Linked DNA regions of Mus musculus: region 1 is linked to region 2. The links are chromatin loops, found by intact Hi-C in ENCODE. Cell type or tissue: left cerebral cortex. All regions are shown on one strand.

Region 1 (2,500 bases), 100 kb before region 2:
ACTGGAAACAGAGAGAGAACATCTCAAATGACAGCCCAAGACTTAAATAGTGCAAGCCCAGATTCCTTGCCAAATTTTCCTCACTCTCCCTGAAATAGCTTTTGCACCGCAGCGCTGTGACAAGGGAGGTGAAATTGTTGGAGGTGGTTTGCTCAATTAGCCTCAATTGGCAGTGGGCTTACGCACACCCCACGTACACAGCAGAGACTCACTCAGACACCGGGTCTTTGGCAAGGGGGCGGTTATAAAAGGCTTTCTTTGCTTAAGTGTGGCTCACATTTCTGGCAGTGTCAGTCCAATCACAGGCTGGCAGAACACAGAACTGAATGCAGAGGTATCCAAGCCTTGCCTCCTCTTCAGCCCCAGTAGGTAGCAATTACTTAATCACACTGCTTTGGGAGTTTGCTTGGCATGCAAGCTTGACCGGACATCCATGAGTGGAGGTCTTGTCAACACAACGAGCTAGATCTTAAGAAGCTCAAACTTTGTGGAAGAAGGCGCTTCCATCCTCATTCTCGGTCGTGTTTCTTCCTAGATCAGGTGACCGATACCTGGTCACCAGGAAGGGTAACTGTAGAGTAGCATGTTTGGGCCTATCTACATGGTTGTCACAAGATGCATGGATGAGGAAAAAATGCTATATTGTAGGTAAGCCTTGTTAACGTCACTTGATAAGGTATACCGACATACAAGTTGCTGAGTCTTAAGACCCTTAATGTTACAGGTAAATGAACGCTAACAGGTAAATGACCCTAACGATAAAGCCCCTCTCAATTACCCCCCCCCCCACTGGGTATACAGAGACATATGATAATTAAGCAGCCCCAGAAAGACTACAGCTATGAAAGTCACCTGAGTTCCAGTAACATAGATCACACAACAGGTTTCTAATACCCATGGGCAACCTTACTCTGCCACACCCCATACTTTACAAGAAGACAGCTGCACAGCTGCTGGATTTGAAATCTAACAGCTAGTTGAAAAAGAGAACAACTTAATACAATCAGGGGGACCTGGCATTGTTAGGCTCTGCTCATTTCTGTTGTGCTTTTGGTACGGTAAATCCTAGAACCCTGCCAGCTTATTGTGTGATGTTTTCTAGGATACTTGCTCACAACCCTCCTCTTCCTGCACTGCACAACACAGGCTTATTTCTGTACCTTTGGGGTCGAGGATCTCAGGGTAGGAAGGAAATGCTTGCTGCCAGGGAAGTGGTGGGAGTGCAGTGAGCATTAGCATATGGTGGGAATCTGAGCTTAGCAGATGAGGACGAAGCCTGGCTGTGAGGGACAGGCAGCTCGGTAACAAGTGGCCACGCAAGTGTCCACAAAATCCTCTGCAAGCTGCGGCACACACTCAGGTAAGGTTGGTGAGCAGGTGTCCAGGGGTGTACCGGCTCTGAGGCACTCCTGTCTCACAGGGCAAGGGGATCTCGGCCTGCGCTTTTGCAGAGGATCGGGGATGTCTTGAGGGGATCCCCCATCTCAGGAAGGAATGCAGGAAGCCCCAATCTTCTCATATCCACCAGAAACATTTCTTCTTCACCTTCTTGCTCTTCCGCCGTAAGTCCTGTTTCTCGGGGACCGGGGCTTCTGCTGGGGATTTGGGTGGCGAAGGTGCTTCCTCAGTTGGTTCTGCCTCCTCCAGACTCTGGAGAACCTCATGGAACCTGCCTTCCTGCTGCCGGAAATCATACTCTACACTGGAAGACAGAGAGGAAGGAAGAGGGTAACTTCAAAAGAATACACACTGACTTGAAAATAACACACACCCATTACCCAGAGTACACAAGAGCAGGTCCTTAGGATCAACTACAAAGCCATTAGGGACCAAGGGCCAGGTGGCTTTAGGAGAGTTGAGCCATTTCCCAGACTCTTCCATTTCTCCCCGTTGAATTAAATTACCTTTCACGATACCTCATTTTGTCAAGTAAATCAAGCACAGATCATGTCAGGCATTCAGTAAATATTTGGTCTGGCTTTCCTCTCATCTCTAGCTAGTGATCTTCATTGTTACTATTTTTGTTAAACAGTATACATTTGTTAAACAGTATTCATGAATTCATTAACATGTAAACGATATAAAGGCACACATCACCAAACTGAGCTTAGTTTCCTCATCTGTGAAATGGGAGTAATAATGTCCCCTGAGGCTAATGAAATCAGTATATGTGAAGTAGCTGTAAATGACATGGCCAGAGCAGAGCCTGACACACTGCAATCATTTTGTAAGTGTTAACCCCTACTCCTGCATTAACATTACTGCCACTGATACTTTATGCTCTTTGAAGTGTTATGCTCTTAGGAGTATGTCTTAGAGAGCTTTACATATAAGGCTACCTTCCAGCATTCTTCCATACAGAGAGACTGAAATCCTCTTCTGTCGCTAGATAGCTTCTCCTTTTTCCTATTTCATGTGTGTTTTTGGAGTCCTTAGTATAGAGTGTATTCCATTCATACCATGTTGATTACTACAAAGGTTTCTGAGGTAAACATGAGGT
Region 2 (2,500 bases):
ATAGCCGAAGAAGGTCCTATGCGGCAAATATACCCCTCCACTCCAGCATTAAGTAGCCCCTCATCAGCCAAGTGCCTGCAATGATTGCACTTATTTTTACACGTTTGACCTAGTTTCAAACTGTGTCTCTTCATGCTGTGATTCATTAGCCACATTTTAAACCACCCGATTAGAGCGAGGTGACTCTGCCTGCTTTGCGCCAGAGACTCAGATTCAATTTCTCTCTGGAATTTAATATGCAAGTCCCTCTGGTACTCTGTTTTAAGAAGCAATTTCCTATCCGGGCACCTGGCATGCTGCTTTGGTATGGATGAGTGGCTGCCTCATGCCGTGGTAGTAAATATATGTCGATTATAGAATTTCTGCCAGGAATAAAAAGAAGAGGGTTCTAATTGGCTCAGATTGCAGGGAATCCCCCAACTCCCCGAGAACCCCATGCAACATTAAGGCTTTTCTAGGTCATTGGAGGGGATGGGAGTTTGAACTTTTAATGATATAAAGTTGGAGCAGCAGTCGACCTTAGGGCTATGTTGGCTGCCAGGGCAAATAGTCTGATTGTCACCCCAACCATCCTTCCCCAATTTCTCTAAGCATTTTAGATACGGCAGGTATGAAAGTCTGGTCTCAAACTTGTGAAAATGGGAGAGGGCCAAGACACACTTGCCATTTTGAAGACAATCTTGAAAGGGGCTAGCCGTCAGAGAAGCACTAAGTGATTCCATTACTCCTTCATTGCATGAGAAATCGTGAATGGCTATTCAATTCAAATGACAGAGCCTTTAATGAACCTACTGCCTGTGGCTCGTTCTACTTCAGGGAGTCTGTTAGTCACATCTGTGTGATCACCTAAGGATCGATACCAAAGTGAGCTAGGCTGTGGTAGAAAAATCAGGATGCTTCCGGTTCAAGATAAAGCAGTCAATTTTTGATTAACAGGCAAATGCAAGTGACTTGTCTAAACTTCCATGACAGTGCATGCAAATCCTAGTGAAAGGCACCCAACCGGGCTTTTCTACATGCTGATCTGGACAAAGAAATTAACAAGCTGGTAAAGTGACTTTGATTGATCTGTGAACTCTAACACACTGACTGATTCCTAATAAAACAATAATGGTTTATTTCATAAAATGGTCAAACTCTCCAATGAAGAATGGAAAACCCCTCTCTCTTTTTTCATTATTTAAAGATAGAAAGAAAAAAAAGGCAGAGAAGTTTCCTTAAACAAACCCTAAGAGAATGCAGCCCGTTCGAGGTAATTCCAGCAACTTGAGCTCCTCTGAGGTTCGCTCTTTGCATTTCCTCCTCTTCCAATTCAAATCAAGCCACTGGGAATAACAAGCCTTGCGGATCGAGGCGTTTGGGGCAGCCTGCAGTTCTGACAATGGTGGATTTTCACCACACACACCCACACAAGCTCACAGTCTCAGCACTCATTTAAACCAAAGATTTAAAGTAGACTGCTGTCCAAGAGACAACAGCATTTTTTTCCTACAAGATCATCGATTTAAAAAAAAAAAGAAAAAAGAAAAAAAACAAAAAAAAATCAAACCTTCCCATATCTCTTACCTCCAAGCAGTGGAATTACCTGCAGAAGATGCCGCCCCTTCCTTGTACAACGAGCCAGCCTTTGACCAGAAGCAAGATAACTCCAAACGAAGGAAAAAATAAGCCCTTTATATTGTAATTTTCACTGTTTATATGCAAGAAGTGTAGTGGGTCTGCTCACGTAGGAATAAATAAAAAGCCGAACAAACTGCACAGCAGCTACCATGTGAAAAGAAAAGCCCTCTAGTGGCCACAGGATGAATTCTTTAAGGAAGGGAGAGAAGAGAGGAGACGGAGGGAGCAGGAACTGAGGAAGCCCAGGTAAACACACACACACACACACACACACACACACACACACACACACACACACACACACCACACACACCTACCTCTAGCTCTTCAAACTCTAGAATCTCCCTTCCCTACATTTAGGCTACCCAGAGGTATGAAATCCATCTCTTAATTTCAGTGCGACCTTGTTAAGTTAGCCAGGATGCAGCTGCTTCAGCCTGGTTTGAAAGAGTTGAGTAATTTCACAAACTCACTACTACCCACCCTGGAGGTCTCGCCAGGAAATAACAAGCAGGTGGGATCCCCAAGGCTTTGGATTCCTACACTCAAAGTGGCTAGAGCCCCCTGAAAGTCTAAGCTTGGTGCTTTGGGCCAGATATCCATGTTTTCTAAACATGGGGTGGGTTTAGCGGTCACCAGCTTCTGTGCAGGTGACCTGCTTAGTCATCGAGTTCCTTCTTTTAAAAGGCCACTCAGCTGTTCCAAAATGATCCATAATACTTTTAAGTGAGGACCCTACATCTTTGCCTCATTCCGTTCTATAGCTGGCCCTGCTGACTGAGAAGGCATGACACCCCTAACGTCCTAATTGAAAAACACCAGGAAGCAAACGAGAGCCTGTACCTATGTTAGCTACTTTGGCAAATGAGTGCATGGAACA

What was found. Peaks named below come from ENCODE experiments on the same cell type or tissue, not always from the same donor. Only the 100,000 strongest peaks of a DNase experiment are listed, where the experiment ranks them.
Region 1: a loop joins it to region 2, with 4 times the contacts of the local background. A loop is called at or near these places in 4 of 42 quality-filtered maps.

The regions. Positions count from the first base shown.
Region 1 is chr11:34,418,921-34,421,420 of GRCm38, reverse strand. All of the region lies in intron 27 of Dock2 (dedicator of cyto-kinesis 2), which reads left to right. It overlaps Insyn2b (inhibitory synaptic factor family member 2B), which reads right to left. Exons shown (of 4, transcript NM_001025382.2): 4 at 1-1,702. The coding sequence ends at 1,516. Among named protein-coding and RNA genes, the nearest start is that of Gm29887, 87 kb to the left of the region's middle. In left cerebral cortex, no CTCF peak of the experiment used is centred here; DNase peaks (open chromatin) are centred at 146 and 1,197.
Region 2 is chr11:34,314,012-34,316,511 of GRCm38, reverse strand. All of the region lies in intron 27 of Dock2 (dedicator of cyto-kinesis 2), which reads left to right. Insyn2b (inhibitory synaptic factor family member 2B) reads right to left here and starts at 1,690. Exons shown (of 4, transcript NM_001025382.2): 1 at 1,567-1,690. In left cerebral cortex, a CTCF peak has its summit at 1,761 (motif pointing left); DNase peaks (open chromatin) are centred at 232, 1,368 and 1,771; H3K4me3 peaks cover 694 bases.